Regions from separate parts of the Homo sapiens genome. Here region 2 is linked to region 1. Evidence: chromatin loops called from intact Hi-C (ENCODE). Cell type or tissue: CD4-positive, alpha-beta T cell. All regions are shown on one strand. Each heading gives the region's core, and the rest is flanking DNA. Links, peaks and the distances in the headings are about the cores only.

The links. Hi-C counts contacts between places; a loop is a spot of excess contacts. Peaks named below come from ENCODE experiments on the same cell type or tissue, not always from the same donor. Only the 100,000 strongest peaks of a DNase experiment are listed, where the experiment ranks them.
Region 2: a loop joins it to region 1, with 2.3 times the contacts of the local background. A loop is called at or near these places in 5 of 110 quality-filtered maps.

What each region holds. Positions count from the first base shown.
Region 1 is chr14:98,441,938-98,447,321 of GRCh38, reverse strand. No RefSeq gene overlaps it. Among named protein-coding and RNA genes, the nearest start is that of LINC02914, 270 kb to the left of the region's middle. RefSeq lists an enhancer at 1,158-1,659. In CD4-positive, alpha-beta T cell, for the core only: no CTCF peak of the experiment used is centred there; a DNase peak (open chromatin) is centred at 3,071; H3K27ac peaks cover 1,258 bases.
Region 2 is chr14:98,142,392-98,147,775 of GRCh38, reverse strand. All of the region lies in intron 2 of LINC02295 (long intergenic non-protein coding RNA 2295), which reads right to left. The region is part of intron 1 of LOC105370655 (a long non-coding RNA gene); the gene reads left to right. Among named protein-coding and RNA genes, the nearest start is that of LINC02295, 9.1 kb to the right of the region's middle. In CD4-positive, alpha-beta T cell, for the core only: no CTCF peak of the experiment used is centred there; no DNase peak of the experiment used is centred there; H3K4me3 peaks cover 408 bases; H3K27ac peaks cover 429 bases.

The DNA.
Region 1 (5,384 bases), core at 211-5,210:
CAGCCCTGAGAAACATCTCCCATTATCTCTCCATACCACCCCCAAAAAATTTTCGCTACCCCAACACTTTACAACTATTTCATTTTATTTTTCTTATTAATATAAGAAGACAGGAATGTCAGGCCTCTGAGCCCAAGCTAAGCCATCATATCTCCTGTGACCTGCACATACACATCCAGATGGCTGGTTCCTGCCTTAACTGATGACATTCCACCACAAAAGAAGTGAAAATGACCTGTTCCTGCCTTAACTGATGACATTACCTTGTGAAATTCCTTCTCCTGGCTCATCCTGACTCAAAAGCTCCCCCGCTGAGCACCTTGTGACCCCCCCACCCTTGCCCGCCAGAGAACAACCCCCTTTGACTGTAATTTTCCTTTACCTACCCAAATCCTATAAAATGGCCCCACCCCTATCTCCCTTTGCTGACTCTCTTTTCAGACTCAGCCCGCCTGCACCCAGGTGAAATAAACAGCCTTGTTGCTCACACAAAGCCTGTTTGGTGGTCTCTTCACATGGACACGAGTGAAAGTTACCATGCTTGGTCCTGCTTCCCACTGTTATAATAGGTAGATTGGCAGATAAGAGCAGGACAAGAAAGGGCCCCGAAGAAGATCAGATGATTCCCAGATGACTGTCTTGTGATTGTCAGGTGGGCTCCTCAGGCATTATAAGGTAAGTGGTCACAACTGGGGGAAAAATTCCTGAGAAACAGGAAACATCTTGAGCTTGTGGGCAACAACTACCCAATAAGATCCTAGAAACTGAATCTTATTGGGAACCTTCATAATAAGGGTACCTTCATAACAAGGTACAGCAGACTGGGGGGTTTACACAATGGAAATTGATTTTCTTGTAGCTCCAAAGTCTAAATGTTCAAGATTAAGGTGTCAGCAAGGTTGATTTTTTTCTGAGGTCTCTCTCCTTGGGTGGTAGATGGCTGTGTTTTTGTCTGTGTCTTCACATGGTTTTCAAGTCTTCATGTCCTCACATGTCTTCAAGTGAGGTTGACCTAGGGCCCACTCTGAGGACCTCATTCTAACCTAATTACATCTTTAAGGCCCTATCTACAAATACAGGCACACTCTAAGGTCATCTTCTTCAACATATGAATTGAGAGGCAGGGGCACAATTCAGCTTATAACAGGTGTCATTACTCCCATTTTACTAATGAGGAAACTGAGGTAGCGTATTTTGCCTAAAGTCACACAGTGAGCTGGGATTGGAAACTGGATCTGTCTGAGACCAAAACCCACACCCCACCCTCCAAGCTGTATCGCTCATCCTGAATAAGGCAAAGTCAGGGCAGCCAACCCAACTTGAATCTTTAAAGGGAAAGCTGAGATGGGCCCCAGAGGACAGGAGATAAAGGGAATTGAATGCTGATTGCTGGCAGGGGTGTGGGAGGAGCTGCAGGACAGGCATTATGCAAGCAGAGATGGGAACATGGCTGTGGATTCCGTGTACCTTCTCAGACCAGCTGGTGCATGGTGCACTGATTTAGAGCTCCTTAAACATCCTAGGTGGAGACAGATCTAAAAGAAAGCTGCTCTTCTTGTGTTCCTGTGAGAGAAAGCTGCTTGCTAGCTGGAAAGACAGGGGATACTGTGGAGGGAGAGTGAGAAGAAGCCCAGTTCCTTCCCACATTACAGACCCTACGCTAATACAACAATAGGAGGTCGACCCATTGCTAATTGTTCTGGGAGGAGAAAGAGTGAGCATCACACGAATGTACAGGCACACAAGAGATGTAATAAACACAGTCTAACATATCACCAGCTCCCATACAGGGCTGATTTGCAATTGTAAATCCATTGGTAGCGTGCATGAATGCTAAGAACGTCGGAGTGCCGGGCTGTGAATTTGCCAAGGAAACTGGCGTGCTTTTCTACAAGAGAAGAAGTATATACCCTGTGGAAAATTATTTTTTTTCCTGTGCAATTAGGTCTGTCTCTCCATTTAAATCATTTTTAATAATCTCCTGATCAGTGCTGTATTTTTAACTGTGAATAATATAACTCTACATTTACACTAAACATAAACCATTGAACAAAAAGTATTTTATAAACTGGAACTTACCTTCCCTTAAATAATGGCTCCAAATAAGTGATTTCATGCAAGCAAGACAATCCAATTAAGCTGCTATCTTTGGAGCCGTAGGACTACATTGTTTAGCCCCACAGAGCAGGGATGGCCATACTACATCCATCGGGCCAAGTCCAGCCCATTGTTTTTGTAAATAAAGTTTTATTGGAACAGAACTACATCCATTTGGTTGGGTACTGTCTACAGCTACTTTTGCGTTACAACAGTAGAACTGAGTAGTTGCAGCAGCTATAGTATGGCTGGCAGAGCCTTGTATTTCTAGCTAGCCCTGTACAGAGAAAGTTTGCCCATCCCTGCCTTAGAGCCTTATGTCAGCAGGGTCCCTTCTCCATCCCAGGAAGCTCTTCCAGTGGAATCATACGAGGATGTGTCCAAGGCTCTCTTGAATCTGGTTCTGGTTCTAGTTGGCTCAGAACATCCAGTAACTAATAATGCTGTGACTACCATGGTTTGTTCCTGATGGTGTATTGGACTCAACTATCAACAGCAGTTCATAACTCAGAAGAGTCAGGGAAACCACTATAAAAAGACAAAATTGTAAAACGAGCACATATCCCTGTTGTTGGATGTTGGCACTGGTTCTAGGCCCACTTTGTGTTCAGACCCAGTCCTCGCTTGGGCCTCATTGAGCTCTCTCTCTGGGAGGGTTGACTTTTGCTGGTTCTTCTCCAGGTTTTACACTGGTCAGCTGCTTTCCACCTGAATGTGGCCATTGACAGCCCTGGGCAAGCAACCTGGCAGCAGGTGGAAGGGAGAAGCTAGACTACTTCTCTTCTTTCTCTCTGTCTCTTTGCCTTGGGTATATCTGTGGTAACAGCTTTATTTACTCTCAAGCAGGTTAAGCATTCGTCTAAGACTTTCTATCTAGGAAATGAAAGAGCCGAGACTCCAACTCTGCCATGGCTGTTTTTAAAGGCTCTGTTCTTTGCCACACCTGGTTGTTTTTCAGAGAGTGAGTGACCTCAGAATGCCACCCCCACTTCCTGCCCAGAGGTACCCAGCAAAGGTGAGGTGAAAAGAGCCCTTTAGTAAAATTACCATGGAGGGAGAGTAGAAAGCAAACTAGAGCAGCATGCAGGTTGGAGGCAAGGAGGCAAGTCAAGGTTCTCCAGAGGAACTTCTGGAACAAAGTTAGGACCATCAGTTGCACCCAGGCACATGTATTGTTCTATGCACTGTGCTTCCTTTAGCTTCTAGCTTCCTTGCCAAGATGACCTTCAAAGCATGGTTATCAATGAGGTGGGGCGGGGGGTGATGTCCCCGGGGGTGGGGAAGCAGTTTTGCCCCCAATCCTGAGGATATTTTGCAGTCTGGAGACATTTTTGGTTGTCACATTGGGTGGGTGCTGCTACTAGCACCTAATGGGTGGAGGTCGGGGATACTGCTAAACATCCTGTAATGCCCAGGACAGGCCCCACAGCAAAGGGTTCCATGCATTTGGGCCCCAAATGTCAATAGTGCTGAGGTTGAGCCACTTTCAGATTCAGAGTATTCACCTGACAGCATAAAGTAATTGTGGCCCGGCAAGGTTAATGAAATGAAGATTCCTGGAATAGTCCAGGAAAATATGTCCCCAGTGGAAGATATTCTTCCTCTATGGTTTACATTATGTGCCAGATCCCCTTCTCACACATATGTAAATTATTTGAATCCCTTCTTTTTCAGTAACTTCAAGTGGCTAACCACATTTCATTGTGAATTTCAATACCAGTTTACCTAGGAAAATGTATTCCAGATACATCAAAAGGAGCTGAATGAAAAATATCATGTGTATCCTTTTTATAAGTTTAAAGTCAGATTGTAATGTATTAGCAATAGATAGAATACTTTAGACTTTTCTTTTTTGGTCAAATCATGTTTGATTTGGTTAATCTCAGTTGAACAGGAATTTAACACCAGGTCTTTTAAGTGAAATCATTTCTATATTAATGAGATCCAGAGTGATTCAACTAAAAAAATGATTAAAAAACTAAAGTGTCCCCTTGCTGTTATTCAAATGAATGGAAGGAAAGAGGTGGTATTTTTGAAGCTCACTCTCTCTCTCTCTCTCCCTCTCCCTACCATCTTTTTCCCAGCCTAATTGACTTGGATCTGGCTCATCTTGAGTAGGTTATGTTTTCTTATTGTAACAGCCTTTCCCCAGCAAAATCATTCCCCTCACTAATGAGCTCCATCCTCCTATGATAGGGAGAGAGTTTTAAAAACACCCACTGTTCTCACTCTTTCATTTGAATAGCACCAAAGGGGCACCTTTTCCCATCATTTCTATCAGAGAGATAGGGTTGGATCTCATTAATAAAGAGATGATTTTACTCCAAAGAGCCCTCAGCATTGAGCCCTAACCTAGATTAGAACTTTGTTAAACACTGAGCCCCAGCCATTGAAAGGTCCTCCTGAGCTGTACCCACACCCAGTGTCACCAGAGCCGAGATTTCACCCATTGAAGGAATGGACAGCCAGGGTCAGGCTGTGCCCTCAGTTCCCAAACCTGCAGATCCTATGATGCTCTTTGCCTGACAGGTCTTTCACCTTTAATCAGCTGTATTTCACCTGTATTTCACAGTGGTCTTCTCAGACCTGACCCTTCAAACCCAGGGGCCTTCCACAAGCCATGCAGCTCGGACTGAGATGTAGGGGAAGGACTCCAGCAGAAGGGTTTCCCAGCCCTGTCTTCACTCCCACTCTCTGCTCCCTGTCACCATGCCTTGCCATCGTTCTTCTGGGTCTCAATTTCTATTCCTTCATAGCCCAGTTCACTCCCAAACTCCTGTCTCTGGCCTGCTAATTGCAGCAGACCCTCTGCCCCTGGGGTAATGAGAGGCAGGTTAGATGCATAGCCCAAGACACCAATGGCCCCAGAGAGCCGCTGACTTTGCATGAGTCCTCTCTTAGCCACCCTCATCTTTCAGGTGCCCTGAGAGCTTGGGAGAAAGCAGAGCCTGGTGGTTAGCATGTGGGCTCTACAGTATCCCAATTTGGGTCCAATCTTGCCATTCATGACCTTAGATACATGCCTTATATTGGAAAAGGTTATGTGTTTCTTGTGTTTCTGCACATCTTATGAATAAGGCACTGACTGCTCCTTGTTCAGGTCTATCTGTCTAAAGTTGTTTATAGGATAGTGTTTCCCTCTAGAGGAAAGAGCTAGCAGCCTTACTGTTAATTATAAAACATTTGGGTTTCCTAAGCTCAGAGATCCTCTCTTGTAATACGGGGAATTGCATATGAAGGTGTCACTTGGCTCTCTTTGTGTCATCCTGTGAGAATTGGAGCTTATG
Region 2 (5,384 bases), core at 239-5,238, 300 kb after region 1:
TGTGGCAAGTATTTGGACCAAACTGAATGTAATTCCTTATGGAGACTCGAGTGACAGAGTCCACCTGCTACAACTGGCCAACTGTATCATAAATCCAACCATTTAATTTTTTAAAAAATGCAATTGGATGGTGACAGCCGCCACGACATTTTCTTGCAGAAGGCTTCTGATGAAAGAATTTTATCTTCTTTGCCTTGTCCATACCAAGCTCCTTATAAAGAAAGCAAGTAGACCTAATATTCAGAATTGAATCATGTGGCGTTTTTAACCAAGCACCAGATTTGTTTTAATGATTCTCTTAACAGTGATTCATCCAGGATTCTCGCCTGTGTCCCTTTTGTGCCCGAGTACAGATGTGCATCTAGAACACATTTAGTTCTATGATTTCAAAGAGTGGACGCCCACTTTATGCATATGATTAATTCTACATGCAGCTAATTATACCCACAATTGGCTAATTGTCGGTGCAATTAGCCAATTGCAGGCCCAATTGGCCACTTGTCCCATAATTTGAAGGTGCAAGTGGACAACTGAAGGAACAATTAGAGGCATGCAGAGTTTTACATATTTAAAGAGGAGGCTGGGGGAGGAAAAGCGGCTGAAAATGTGGTCCTGAATGCAAAATTAAAAAATCCATATGTATAGGTCTTTGAGAAAGAAAGTTATTGTTCACTGGACTTTTTATTCTCATGCAATTTTCAAAGTCAATATTTTTTTCCTAAAAACTTATAAAACAAACAAACAGATTTTTGAGACTGACACAGCTGAAGCCAAACTTTAGATCAGTAAGAACTAACTCCTCCATCTCAAAGCCTGTGCATTTTAAGGGTTACTAGTAAAACGAACGTCTCTCGGAGGAAAATTGCAAATGTTACCAAGCTTTTGGCCAAATCCTTTTGACTTTTCTCATTTCTTCTCTAATTATTCTTAATTTTCTTCAATAAGAATTTTTTTTTCCAGTAGCTACACAATCCGGGAGACGTAGAAGAAATGACTGCTTTCACTCACAGCTTTATTTATCTGGCCACCTTCAGAGATTATGATATTGTTAGAAATTATTTGCTCCAGTACAACTACCTAATTTCAAAGCCCCAAACCTATAAATACTCTCCCTTCTGTGCATGCCTCCTCCTCAGGTGTCTCACCGCAGGACACCCAGATCCAGAAGGAGCCAAAAATAGCCAGAAATGGTGGAAAAGTGGCACATTGTAGGCACTTAGTAAACAGTGATTGAGGACGACTGCCACTCATTAGGGGTTTAGGGCTGAAAAAGAAGTTTGGAATCATCTCCCATAGCATGGATTCGGTGGCTGCTAATGTCCTTGTGAGTTAAAATAAAACAAGATTGCTATGATTCCCCTCATATCTGCAGTTGATATTTTCAGACCTTAATCTGACATAAATTGGTCACACACTCAGAAGCAAACCCAGCAGACTTTCAGATATCAGAAATACCTGCTACAAATAAATGCATGAAAGCCCTGCAAGAGATCCCACTGCCCTCAAGTTCCCCAAATTTTGTGATCTATTAAACATGAGTCTCAAGGAGTTTTCTGAGAGCAAATAATGTTATGGTCAAACATGGATGGAAACACAGGAAAAAAATAAAAAGGTCAGTAATAAAAACAAAAACAGAGACTGTGTAAGTCACATTTTAACCCAGTATATTTCACATGTAATTATCCAAGGAATCCTAACAAAATAACTAATACTATGCCACAGAATTAAAAGAGACACATGTTGGGAAATACAACTAGGTATGTTTTAGAGCTAAATCGATAAGTTAATACACACTTTTACCAAACTTGATTATCTGGTTTTCAGCTCACAGGAAAATTTTTAAATAGGTCACTTCGGGGGCTCAAGAGTGAGACTACATAAAGGGACTCTGACATAAAAATTAATTTGAAATTTGTATCACAACGCTATTCACTGGAGGGGAATAATTCATCTTTCTGGGCCTCAGTTTCCTCACTTGTATAATAAAAGCATTGAATCTGATGGACACCAAAGTTCTTCCGGTCCTGGCATCCTGTGATACTCAGTGGTTGTGCCAAATAGTGCTTTACTTGATGAACATGTCTCTCCTCTCTCTACTCAAACTCCAGGGCTTGCTACCCCAGTGGTCGAAAGGTGGAATTCCTAATTCCAAATTTTCTGCATGTTAGTTTATTATCTGGGATAAGTCTCTTAACTTTTCAAACCTCAATTTCCCCAAAGAGAAACTAAGGATAATAATATCTCCAAAGAAGTCTCAGTGAGCTGAAGAAATGTGAAAGCCATTTGAAAAGTATGAAGCACTCCCTATTACTGTTTCTGTTTTTATTAAATAGGATACTAGCCATTTATAATAACTAGTAGTTATATTAATGACCTTAACACAGATTCAATTATTATTAACATTAATTGCCTTATAACTACTACTAATATGCTAATTGTGATAATGAACCGATGCCGTGCTTGATGCATTTCAGCAGCAGATTTTGTTCTGCTAAACTTGGGGTTTTGCTTGGAGGGGAGAAGAGCAGTGCTGGCCTTCGGGCCGTGCCAGGAAAATGTGTGGGCCAGATGGCAATCCAAGTTGGTCTGATAGAACATTTCTATTTCTGTGGATTCTCAAAAATGAACTGACAGGCACGAAGCAAAGTGGTGACTCATAGCCTTCAGGTCCCTGAGTTACAGCTTCTGAGCTGCAATTTCCTATTGTCCTGGCAAACTCATTTATGGGAAGATTCAATCTAGAACCTTCTATCTCCATTGCCATCATTGTCATCATTACAGTCATCACAACCACTCTTTACCAAGCACCTACTGTGTGCATAAGAGTATTATATATTATGGTCTATTAAAAAAGACTACGTTGGCTAGGCACAGTGGCTCATGCCTGTAATTCCAGCACTTTGGGAGGCCGAGGTGGGTGGATCACGAGGTCAAGAGGTTGAGACCATTCTGGCCAATATAGTGAAACCCCGTCTCTACTAAAAATTAAAAAAAAAAAATAGCTGGGTGTGGTGGTGTGTGTCTGTAGTCCCAGCTATTCAGGAGGCTGAGGCAGGAGAATCACTTGAACCCGGGAGGTGGAGGTTGCAGTGAGCCGAGATCCTGCCACTGCACTCCGGCCTGGTAACAGAGTGAGACTCTGTCTCAAAAAAAAAAAAAAAAAAAAAAAGTCTATGTTAATCTCTGTAATGACCTCATAATGTATACATTCCTATCTCCATTTATTCTTCAGCTGAGGATACTCTGGGTCAAATAAGCAACTTGCCCGCCAGGGCAGAGATGCTGATGGGTGGAGTTGAGATCTGAATCCCAGAAGTCTACTTTTTTTCTTCTATATGATACTATCTTTCCAATTGACAGCATCCTGAAGATTGCAATCCTCCTGCAGGCAGCCACTGTCTTGTGTGTGAGTGTGTGTGCACATGGGCATACACATATGTGTATTGTATATTTTAATTCCACTTAGCAGAGGGACTATAAACTGGCCTGGCACAGAATGTCCAATGCATAAATGCTTGCTGGCTTGAATTTACAAGTCTAAGAGATGGTCCACCATGATTTTTTTTTTACCTTCATAAACTGATAAAATATTAATGCTAGTCCCATATTCTCATTCTACAGATGTAGCTACAAGGACTTGAACACAACAGTCATTGGCAGAACTAAGCTCAGAATCTAAACCTGACTCCCAAGTGGCCACTCAACATACCACATCTCATGGGAAAGGAGAAGTCCATTTGTTCTTAGTCACAGTTTCTCTGTAGTCTTCTCTAGTTGCTGACCATCAAATGATGATTTTATGAAAGGAAGACATATCTAGATACTACAAACATCTTTTTCATTATTGTCAAGAACACGTGGAAAAGGGTAGAAGTCTGAGTTTCTCAACTTGTCTTTGGGTATGAGACTGGACTGCAGTGAGAATCACTTCTACAATAGGAGTCCTTAGAGACTTGGGGGCTTTGGATAGGCTTCAGCTGGGATGGTCATCCAATCCCCAGCCTCAAAGAAACATCACCCTACACCATCAGAGCAGAGGGGATGGACACTCAGTACAGTCATTTTAGTAGTGAGATAGTAAAATACTATTTTGTATCATATTCTTGCAAGGATTGACTTTTTTAGACACACACTGAGTTGTCTTTACCAAATGAACATTCCATTTACAAAAAGTATTATCAAATTAATAGCATAACAAGTTTTCAGGGGAGGTTTATTAGAGTCAAATATTTTAAAAGCTGTCATTTAAACAGAAGTAGTTGTTAAATTGAGGAGATAATTAGGTACCTGAAATTAATCAAAGTATGTTTTTAAAAATAAACTCTATATTTGACTCATTGCAAATATATTTCAGTCTTGTCCAAATTCTCTGTAATATATTTGAAATTGGCAATTTTGCAAGCAAATCTGCAAATAGCCTTTGGCCATTAAAATCTTGCTCTGCCCTTACCGTGGTGGATTCCACAAAAAAACACCCCAAATTAAAATTTAAGCTATAAGATACGTGGAGTCTACAGACATTGACATATAATTTATAAAGCTGATAATGCTGGATTGAATGCCTTTATACTCAATTTCCTATTACTTTCCTCTTTCTCCCTGTATTTTTTTCTCTCTCTCTTTTTTGAATTGCCTTTAATACTATGATCATGCCAGCTTAGTGGCCTAGATGAACTTATAAGACAGAATAACTAGATCGGTGACATGCCACCAGTAGGAAAACTGGAGTGAGTTGAGATTCATTTATTCAAAAAAATATTTTTTGAGCACCTGTAACATGGTAGGTTAGGGGATGGGGCAGTGAGCAAAGACACTGTATTGAAAAGAGGGAGAAAGTAATGGTATATAGCAAAACAAACAAGCAAACAAAACCCCAAATGAAATAGATGATATATCAGGTGGGAATAAGTCCTATAAAGCACAGAGCAGGGTAAAAGGATAAGGAGTGATGCGGGGAGCGGGAGGAGCCTGCTTGGGAGGTAAAAGTGAAAGAGATAATTCCTCCCTTGCATGGATGAATATTTTTGTGCTGTGCACTCTTTGGCACTTGTATTTCTGTTTCATTTTTAATTTTTAAATACAATTTCAGCTTTGTAAGAGCTGAGGTGATGAATGAAATACAGGTTTCTGCTGTATTTCATTCTATGGCAGACAATTCTATGGCAAAGGCAGAATGTCAGGTTTTTGTGCAAACAAGAGAGATAGCAGCAGTTCTTACTGACATTGAGCCAGCTAGACTCAGTGATCACTGTCTCCCGTCACCCCTAACCTGGAGGAAATCAGACCCCATCCAATATAGAGAGCATTAATTATGGAGAATATTAAGATCCATCCTTTCTTCATCATCTCAGCTACTTGAATGCATATTTTCACAACCCCATTGG